2 separate regions of the Mus musculus genome follow, and region 2 is linked to region 1. Evidence: chromatin loops called from intact Hi-C (ENCODE). Cell type or tissue: heart. All regions are shown on one strand. Links, peaks and the distances in the headings refer to the core of each region. The heading gives the core; the rest is flanking DNA.

What was found. A loop is a pair of places that touch in the nucleus more often than their neighbours do. Peaks named below come from ENCODE experiments on the same cell type or tissue, not always from the same donor. Only the 100,000 strongest peaks of a DNase experiment are listed, where the experiment ranks them.
Region 2: a loop joins it to region 1, with 12 times the contacts of the local background. A loop is called at or near these places in 22 of 42 quality-filtered maps.

The regions. Positions count from the first base shown.
Region 1 is chr13:58,803,560-58,808,685 of GRCm38, forward strand. It overlaps Ntrk2 (neurotrophic tyrosine kinase, receptor, type 2), which reads left to right and starts at 4,138. Exons shown (of 18, transcript NM_001025074.2): 1 at 4,138-4,454; 2 at 4,826-5,126. In heart, for the core only: a CTCF peak has its summit at 2,966 (motif pointing right); a DNase peak (open chromatin) is centred at 3,082; H3K4me3 peaks cover 1,539 bases; H3K27ac peaks cover 365 bases; H3K27me3 peaks cover 2,221 bases.
Region 2 is chr13:59,071,067-59,076,192 of GRCm38, forward strand. All of the region lies in intron 16 of Ntrk2 (neurotrophic tyrosine kinase, receptor, type 2), which reads left to right. It overlaps Gm53063 (predicted gene, 34245), which reads right to left and starts at 2,648. Exons shown (of 4, transcript NR_168904.1): 1 at 2,531-2,648; 2 at 926-1,013; 3 at 370-540; 4 at 1-260. In heart, for the core only: a CTCF peak has its summit at 2,705 (motif pointing left); a DNase peak (open chromatin) is centred at 2,715; H3K4me3 peaks cover 680 bases; H3K27me3 peaks cover 1,248 bases.

The DNA.
Region 1 (5,126 bases), core at 1,660-4,159:
ACTCTGTGAATTATTGCCTTGGAACAATCTTCACTGAGCAGGAAGCTTACCTTCTTGTCTAGGCTGGCTGGTGGGCTCTTCAGGACTGCGTGTTTCTACTAGTTCTGGGGCTGTAGTCATGCACAGCCATTTATGTAGGTTCTGGGATTTGAACTCATGCTTGCATAGCATACATCCTTATTCACCGAGCATCTCTCCAGACCCAAGTGGGAAGATGTTAAAAGATGAACTAAAGATCTGCGTAAGATCAGGACTACTCAGTTTATCTGTTTCCTGTATAGAGAATGTTGTTATTTGTGTCATCAATTTTGTGTGTGTGTGTGTTTATGTGTGTGTGTAGTTGTTGTTGTTCACAGTATACTTGTGTGATTTTGTTAATATTTATAAATCATCTGGGGTTTCTTGTTGAATTCATTATTTCATTTCTCTCCCTTTTAAAAAATATTGATTTATTTTCACTTTGTGTGTTTCCCTGGGTGAGTGTATATGCACCATGCACATGTAATGCCTCAGGCGGCCAGAAGAGGGCATCAGAAGTCCTGGCAGTGGGTTGCTGACCATAGTATGTGACTCTGGATGTTGGGAAGTAAACCAGAGCCTCTGCACCATCTCTCCTGCTCTCCCCCCAGTGCCTGCCTGCCTGCTTGCTTTCTTTCTTTGTTTCTTTCTTTGTTTCTTTCTTTGTTCCTCTCTCTCTCTCTCTCTCTCTCTCTCTCTCTTTCTTTCTTTCTTTCTTTCTTTCTTTCTTTCTTTCTTTCTTTCTCTCTTTCTCTTTCTTTCTTTCCTGATTGGCCCAACCAGATGTCTATCAATGTTATTCATCTTAAAGAGCTGTTTTTTTTACGTGTTTTTGCTATTTTTTTCATTCTGGTTTGCATTATTCCATCTCTTTGGATTTCTTTGTGATAATTTGTTCTTTTACAGGTCCCAACACTCAAAGTCAATGTCACTGACTAGGGACATTTGTTCTTTTCCAGGATTGGGGTGTAGTGTTGTAGCGTTCTTCCTAACGGCTGGCTCAGTGGCTCCCTACAAATTCTGATGTGCTGTGATTTCACTTTTTACTTTTGATTCTTTTCATTGGCATAGATGCCTTGTGTCTGCGCAGGGATTGCCATAATTCCTTTGCGTCTCTGCAGGGATTGATATAGCTCCTTTGCATCTGCCCAGGGCTTTTACCCCTGGCTACAGGCGGTTTCACCTCTGAATATGCTAATCAAGATGGAGACTTCTTAGCTTTCATACACTCTCCTGTTGGGAGCCTTCTGCTCACTTTGATTTCCCTTGACTCTGCCACAGTCTTTCTTTGTTGTCCGATGCCCATTTGCTTAAACAACCCAGTCCTTTCTTATGTATTATTAGTTGTTTGGTTGAGAGACCAATCCTCAGTCAGAAGCAAAAGTTAGTGGAGTTTTGTCTTTGTATAACAGCTTTCTGGTCTCAAAGTTGATATGGATCTTCAAGTTTATAAGCTAAGAGAGCATTATCGTGTGTCCTGTTATTGTTCATGGTATTACCATTGTGAATGAGAGAACAACCCCCCCCCAAGCCCAGTGAAGGACTTACCTGGCTACTAGAGGAACTCGGAGTACAGGACTGCAGGACAAGAGGAACTGTGTCCAGGAAAGCTCACACAGAGGGCTGGCTGTGGTAGAGATTAGGTGAGGCATGCTTCAAATTCAAATTATTGTATTTGCCATTGAGCACATATTTAAACATGCCTACTGTGATCTGGAGCGAGTTTAATAAACACAGTTGATAATCATTCCTGCCTCTTCAACGTTTCCATAAACAGTCTGTTGAAAGGACAAAATAGTGTGGACCAAGACAAGACGGTGGCCCAAGGAACGGGGAGCAGGAAGTGGGCAGCCCATCCTAACTGAAGTGGCACGTAACAGTAGCATGTACTCGTTCTACAAATCCTGCAAATATTCCAGCATTCATTAGACTCTTCCTGTCTATAAACCACACAAACTCTGCCAGTCTTGGATGCCACGTCAATACTGTAGCCACCATCATAGAAATGGACATTTTCTGAGAAAAAATGGAGTGAGAGTAGGCATGAGTCTGGGGCACGCATGAGTGCGCAGGGGCGGGAGTGGGGCAGTAATTACTCCTCCCTTCCTCTTCAGTGTTCCTAGGGGTTTTTCCACAAAAGACACTGGCAAATGGAAGGAGAGATGGCTCAGTGAGTAGACACTTGGTCTGATCTCACCTTGCTCCCAGGACGCGTGATGGAAGGAGAAAATCAGCTTTCCTCTGATACCCTTGATTTGGTAACCCACACACATACACAATAAGGTGTGTGTGTGTGTGTACGCGCGCGCGCACGCACGTGTATGTGTCTGGAAAAGTCTCCCTAAAAGAACATTGGCAGCACAACTGTGTCTCCTGGACAAAGATGTCTTAGCTTTGGGGTTCTGTGCCTTGCCACAGCAGCAAAGGTGGCAGGCAGAACTGAGAAGTTATCTGAAGCTTGGGTGGTCCAAGCCCCCAAGGTGTATCAGGGCTCAGGGAAGGGGGTGAGGTGACCTGCTGGTTTTTGCTCCAGGCCTCGGCCGGCCGGGTGTTTTAAATGTGTAAGGATTATATTTCTATCCCTGGTGCATGACATCTATGTGAAAATCTTGCTAGATTGATTTTATTTCTTAGTGATGTTTAAGGCTGTGCGAAGACCCAAACATTTCCCCTGACATCATCCTTCTCATTTCTGGCCTTTTGCGGGCAGTTGGATGACTATTCTTATGTCTTAAATTGGACTCCAGCGCATTGTCTTGTGGTGCGTGGAGGACTTCAGAGGCAGGAGATTGTAGGGATCTGGTGAGAGGCGCACTGCCTGGGTAGCAATGTGCACACAGCGCGGCGGTTGCGCATCTGGAGCTGCAGTGCGCCGGTAGCGCAGTTCCTAATGCGGTGGTAGCAATGGCCCGAGGTACCGGAGCGTGCTGGGTTTCTTCTCCCCACGCGGGGGCACCAGAGCCCTCGAAAGTGTCAGGCACTGCGGCGCATCTACCAGATTCCCTTTTAAATGACTGCGGATGTGCGGGCGGTCGCAGCTACAAATGGTGAGAGGAGGCTCAGATCAGGCTCGCGAATGGCCCGCAGCGACCATTTAACTGCACCCGCACGTTTGTCACTCGACCCTCCGGAATCATCTCACGTGTCCCCACTGAGACTCTAGGGCGCTGCCGGAGCCCGGCCTCTCGGTAGCTGGAAGCACATCCTGCCTCGGGCAGCGCGGGTGCAGGGTACACGTTGGCGCACATGCACGCGCGCACACGAACACGCGCAAGGTACGGCAGGGCAGGGGACAGGGGCTTGGGTGCTCCGCGTGCGGGTGGGTGTCGCGGGGAGTGAAGCTGTGATCCTCAAATGGCTGCATCCTGCCAGGTTAAGGAATAAGAGAAGATGATGCGGAGCCATCCATTCCACAGGCCAGGGTCGGTGCAAAGCATTTAGGGAACCCACAGCGCGGCCGGCGCGCTCCCTTCCCACGCAGGGCTCTCTCTGTGGCGCAAACGGCAGGAGAAAGATCCATCAGAGCTACACTTGTGTCTGCAGGCTGTCTACACTTCTCTCTTGGCAGAAACCCCATCAGGAGAGCTTTGGAACCATCCACCCCTAAATAGGTAGTCCGGAACCCGGCAATGGTCCTTGGTTACTAACGTACAGCGCTATATATTTATTTTTGTACGGGGTGTAGCTTGTCTTCCCTATATTTTGGAAATAGCTTGCTTTCCCCTATGAGCATGGTGAGAAAGAAGAACGCGGCGGGGAGGGAGAGGGAAAGGAAAAGGAAAAGGGAGGATTCCTACAATACGAATCAGAGCATTTTTTTCAGAGCCTAACCAAACAGGGCTTCCATTTAAAAAAGGGGGAGCTAGTCTGTACTGCGATGTGGAAGAGATGTAAGAATTAGGGACCAAGGAAGCATCGCTGCATTTTAGATGTACCGGGGTCTAAAGGGGGCACACACACGCACACGCGCACACATGCACACCCGCACAGCTACCCCGCCAAGGTGTGTGCGTGCGCGCGAGTGTGAACTCCCACATGCTGCTGTCTGCGCCTGGCCGCTGGCACCAAGCCTCCTCCTCCCCGCTCGCCCCCAGATTCCCTCCCCTCCGCCTTGCTTTTGTCTGGAGGGTGCTATGCTATGCGTGTGTGCGTGTGTGTGCGCGCGCGCGTGTGTGAGCGTGTGTGTTTTTGGATTTCATACTAATTTTCTGGAGTTTCTGCCCCTGCTCTGCGTCAGCCCTCACGTCACTTCGCCAGCAGTAGCAGAGGCGGCGGCGGCGGCGGCCGCCGGTTAGAGCCCAGTCGCTGCTTCAGCTGCTGTTGCTGCTTCTGCAGCGCTCTGCTCCCTGCGCTTGCTACGGGAGGCCGGGGAAGCCGCGCGGACAGTCCTCGGTGGCCTGGGCCGGCACTGTCCTGCTACCGCAGTTGCTCCCCAGGTGGGATGTGCCGCGCCACCTGCCCACCTCCCCTCTCCCCCCGCGCCCAGCGGCCGGGGAGGATTCTGCAGCATCATTGGGGCCCCAGCGCTGCCGCAGCCTCTTTGGAGGGTCCTTGGCTTGGCCTATGCCATGGAATCTGCTCTCAAAGACCCGTTACCGACTTCTCATGCCTCGGCCTCAGGCTTGAAGGGAGGGCGGGCACACGGGGGGGGGGCACTAAGGGGCAAGTTGATGGCGGGGCGGGAGCTGGGCACTCAGACATTCATTCTCCAGGCTTGGGGTTCAGGGTGAGGAGAGCGCGGAGGGACTGTGTCCCAGTTGGTGGTGTGTGGGGTCTATTAGTCTCATCCATGTCTGTTTGTCCTCAGCCCTGAGGTGCGCACCGATATCGATATTCGTGCCGGTTTAGCGGTTCTGCGACCCAAAGAGTCCAGGGAGATCCACCGAGTGGTGCCTGGCGTATAGGACTATGCAGCCGCCTTGTGGCTCGGAGCAGCGGCCCGCGATGTCCCAGCCACTGTGAACCATTTGGTCAGCGCCAACCTGCTCAGCCCCAGCACCGACAGGCTCAGCCTCTGGTACGCTCCACTCCGCGGGAGGCCACCAGCACCAAGCAGCAAGAGGGCGCAGGGAAGGCCTCCCCCCTCCGGCGGGGGACGCCTGGCTCAG
Region 2 (5,126 bases), core at 1,245-3,744, 270 kb after region 1:
AGATTAGCCATCTTGTGGAACTTTCAGGGACCTAGACTTGAGTGCTCTCTTGACTCCCCATGACCACTTACCTCTCAAGGAGTACTAGCCGTCCTTACGTTTATTAAGTAGTGTGGAAACGGTTTATAGTTAGGCTGCCTGGGGTGGGGGGTGGGGGGAACTCATCTCTGCTACTTCATCTTTCCTCGAAGCAGAAGGCGGCTGTTCCCTCTCTACAAAGGATGTGTCATCTCAAGGCCCATCAGTGAGCTACTTACAATCTGCAGTAAAGAGAAACAAAATTCTCTCATCTTTTTTATATATATAAAAAAAATAGCTACTTCCTGTGAAGGCTTCCCCCCCCACCTCCTTTTTAATTAAATAACTTACATTTACATAATACTTGTACAATTAAAGTTTTTCTGCCTACACAGGATTATTGCTGAAGTAGGAGAGCTTCTTCTTCATCTTGGGTGAGCAGTGAGTAGGGGGAGTCATGCCAGCCTCGGTCCGACTCTGAGAAGTTTCTCAGGCTCAAACATGGACTTGCTCAAGAAAGCACTGGAAAGCCGTGTGGGCAGAAAATATCAGTAGTGTTCCCTGCATCTTGTAGTCTTGGCTTTTGTTCTATGCCCATTCCTGGGAAGTACTAGGCAGATGAATGGCTAGATTAACTTAAGATAGCATTCCAAATAGACTTCGTAACTGGGTTTCTGCAAGACATGTTCTGGTCCCTAAAGAAAATCTCCCTGGGAGAAGACACATGAATGATTCAGTCTGATATTAAGCAGGGAGATACATGCTGTACAGAAAAAAAAAACTGATTTTGTTGGAGGCGAGGGAGGAGATCTATAAAATTCTATGGGAAAATAAGTTAGACTTTGGCTGAGTTTTAAAGGGAGGAGAGTATCAGGTAGGGCTGTTAGTAACCTTAAAAAATCCATACCTAATGCCAAAGGGTTCTCGTGTGCAGCATACGTGTTCTGGTGTTAAACTCCAAGTGCCCCACGTGTACTGGATTCTTGCTGATCACACTAAAAGGAGTTTTCAGAAAAGAATGGTCCGTATTCTTCTTCCAAAGCAAGGATGCTGTCCACTGCACTAGGTACACTGGCCAGAAACTGTGGAGCCCCACCAGGGCATGAGTTCTGACAATGTCGGTCCTCAAGAGATTCTTTCAAACCTGCCCTTGTTTTATCTGTCCACCTGTCAGACACTACAGAGATTATCACAGCAACCTATCCTAGCACGGGATGCAGGTTAGATAACATTAACACACCAGAATGTGTCCTCTGCTGTGTGACAGGGGCTTCATGTGCTGGCGAGCCTGTGGTGAACACAGCTTAGCAGAAGCTTAGAGAGTCTGAGGAATTTCGCTTTCCAGACAGAGTGAGGCACACATCGGGCTCCAGAAAAATATTTATCTAAGGTTGAAGGGCAACACAGTCAGCAATGTGCTTGCCCGGTAGGCATGAGGAACCAAGTCTGATCTACAGAGTCTATGTTTAAAGGAAAGACAGGGGGGAAAGCTGGGCATGTGGCACACTTTTATAAACTCACACTCGGAAGCTGGAGACCCCTGGCCAGCCAGCTTAACCTAATCACTGAGACCCAGGCCAACTCTTGTTTCAAACTTTGATTCAAACAGCAGCAACAGCAGCAGCAGCAGCAGCAGCAACCACCACAACAGCAGCAGCAACCACAACAACAGCAAACACAACATTAAAAATTTTGAGGCATGACACTCAAAATTGACCCCTGGCCTCAACACGGATAAATACAAACACTCACACACAAACACACACATGTGCATACATGTACACAAACATGATAAAAGAATTATCAAACAAAATCCCTTCTGAGCTCTGATGAGAAAAATCTCTCTTGAACCTATGACCTTACCCACTCCTCGCCACAAACAAATTTTCAAACTTGACCATAGGCATGGATACCTGGGCGCTTGTTTCTTTGCTCATTTTGAAAACTCCCTGGACCTCCATGCCTTGATTTAAATTGAAACTGTGCGATTGCTCTTAATTATCGAGAAATTGGCCAGGGAGGCCAGGCTCCATGTCTCAGGCTTATATAATCCTCAATACTTGAAAGACCGAGGTGGAAGGAGAGGAAGGTCAAAGCAGAAGGGTCAAGGCCTGTCTGGGCTGCAGGAGGAGCTCAGGCCCAGCTCTGCGACTTACTGAGCACCTTAAAATAAGAACTTCAGAAAGTTACAACTTTAGGGAGCAGGAGCCTAGCATGCACCATTCAGCACCACATCAGTGGGGAAAGGCCATGTGCTGTTAAAAATTCTCTCAAGTGTGATCCTTTGTTTTCCTAGTGGAGACGGTGTTATGGCCATAATACAGTTTTAGGACTTCCAGTGAGAAAGGTCTTTGGATTTTCGTCAGTACCGTTCAGCCACACCCTGCTGCTGTCTGCCATCAGAGCTCAGATTCCTTGAGCAATGCTGTTTGCCATTATGTTTCAAATCTTCTATTTGGATCAGTTTGTGAATGAAGATTGTTTAAGGCTCCCCCCTACACACGCCCCTCACCTTGTCTGCGGGGCGAGTTTGGCTCATCCTCTAGGTAGGCACTGTCCTAGATATCCTGAATGTAGTGAGCGAGACACACCATAAGCTGCAGCTGGAAAAGGAGGCAGAAGCTTCCGATAGAGCAGCAGGGCTTGAGCTCCCGGCCCAGCAGACTAGGCAGACCCCTGCTGGCCGCCTCTGTCTCTGCAGGGTTGTGTCTGTGGGTGACTGGTGGGGCCTTGCGCAAGAAAAGGCTTGCGAAGACTGAAACAGCTTGTCAAGGTATCCTTGTGGGTGTCTGTATTGAAGTGTCACAGTACGAAGGCTTTTTATTAGCAGCTATTTTCGAAGCCGAACACCGAAACGGAACAGTTTCTTCCTTACATGGCACTTCCAGGCTGGCTGCCTCCCTCAGCACAGTACGACAGCACCAGCCTTCACATAAGGGGGTGGAGAACATGACGCTGGATCCTTTGACGGTGGAGCCTGGCTATGTGGCCCACGCCCTGAGCCCTGGAGATAATTTGGTTCATTCACATGTTTCTGATGACGGGATGCAGCCGCGGGGGCTGCGGAGGATGGGGCCTCGTGCGTTGCCTTTGCGCACAGCCCGGGAACCCTCCTGTTTTGAATGGGTTCGGAGGGATGGGTGGCCTGTGCGGAGGGCAAAGAGAAACCGGGGCCAGCTAAGCTGGGTGGTAGTGCTCTTTCGGCCTCCTTCAGCTAAATTCTTCACAGCTCTCTTCTAGCATGCAGCAGGTTCTCTCTAGAAAACTCGGTAGGCTTAATTGTAATTAAAAAAAAAAGTTTGCCCCAAGAAGACTCATTTTAGTGCATTAGAGAGCTGATTTTGGACCTTGAAAGGAAGGGTACGCATTCTACCTTAATACCTCAGCTTGGATGGAGCCAGCTCAACCACCTGCTTTTGTTTTGGTGCTTTGATTTTTGAGGCCAAGTCTCACCACATAGCTAGCCCAAGCTGCCCCTCATTTCTTCATCTTCTTGCCTTGGTATCTGAAGTCACAGATGTGTAGCCCTTCCTACACCTGTGTTTTGATGCTGCAGATGAAGAAAACAGTATTCAGAGAGGCAAAGTCACCTCCTGAAGTGTCCTGGCATCTTTTGAGGTTACTCCCCACCTCCAGGAGGTGGAAAGGGTTAACTTTCAAGGTCATAACAAGGTGATTTTGAGTCATTTCTACATCTGGTACACGAACCATCCATCACACAGAGACCCAGATCTGTTTGCTCCTCTGTTATGTGTGCACAGCGTGATGCGACTTCGGCTCATTGGATCAACTTCTCTGACCCTTATTTCCAAGTTCACCAAAGTGGAAATGTCTTTTCTGCCTGCTGCCTCATGCTGTCATGAGGGTACCACGGGAGATAGGACGTGGGAATGTGTGACTGGTTCTTAGGACTCTCGTTGCCATTGGTGAGCAGCAGGGAGCCCGTGCTGATGCTTACCCAGGACTCCCGCCTCCATGCTTAGAATGTGGCTCTCTCAGATAAACTACTCTGAGTGGAGGATGGCTCTCAGGGGTGGGAGCACCGACTTAGGCCTTTTTGGAATATTTCAAGATTGCTATTGGCTCACCGTACTTACTTTCCCGCTGCATCCCCCGTGTCTATGATATGACATGCCACTCTTGTATTATGGACATGAGTCCACTCATATAATATTGCTCTTTTCTCCCCTTCTAAGGTGATATGTGAGAGATTTTCCAGCAGTGTGAAAAGAACTAGTTCAGATCCCTAACTTCCTGCGGATTCATGCTCCGGGTTTCTTGCCCAGGCCCTTCCTGGCAACCTCAGCCACCACCACTGCAAAAAAAAAAAAAAAAAAAACAACCCTTATTTGTAAGATTTATTTATTTTTATTGAAGTGTGCTAGCGTCTGTGTGCGCCTCTTGTGTGTAGTGCCTGTGGAAGCGAAGAGGGCATCAGACACCCTGGAACTGGAGTTAGAACCATTGTGGGCAGCCATGTGGGTACCAGGAACTGAACCCAGGTCCTCTGCAAGAGCAACTAGTGCTCCTAATTGCTGAACCATGTCAGCATCAGCAGCCCCACTGAGAGCACGTCTTACCATTCCATGTAAAGTCCCTCCCCTGCACTTTGAGGTGAGCCGACAATTCCCATCTCTTACCACTGTCAGCCATGTGAGTCTAACAATTTGTCTAAGGGTGAAACACACACCACAAAAGGAAGCCATCACAGGATAAGCCACACACACAGTAGAATATGCTAGGCAACAAGGGACAGGGCTCAGGTCTTCAGCACTTTGAAAAGGACTGGAGACTCCTGCTATAATGTAACATTTAAAACATTAAAATAAAATAGACATGGTTACAAAATAATACCATCGAGTAGAAGCAGAGCTATACATCTTAAATTGCGGTATGAGGTATGATTAAAGCATTAAATGGGACCTGGGGGTGAATATAAAGTGGTAGCATAAAGGATGTTTTGAATATGTGCAGCAGCAATGAATGGCATGACATTAAGTCACCAGTTCATATGTGTATTACCTTTGGAGTTTCTGCTGACACCACCTCTGTTTGTTACCCATGTTAACAGCCGAAAGAAACGTTGGACCCAGAGGTGAATCAAGTGT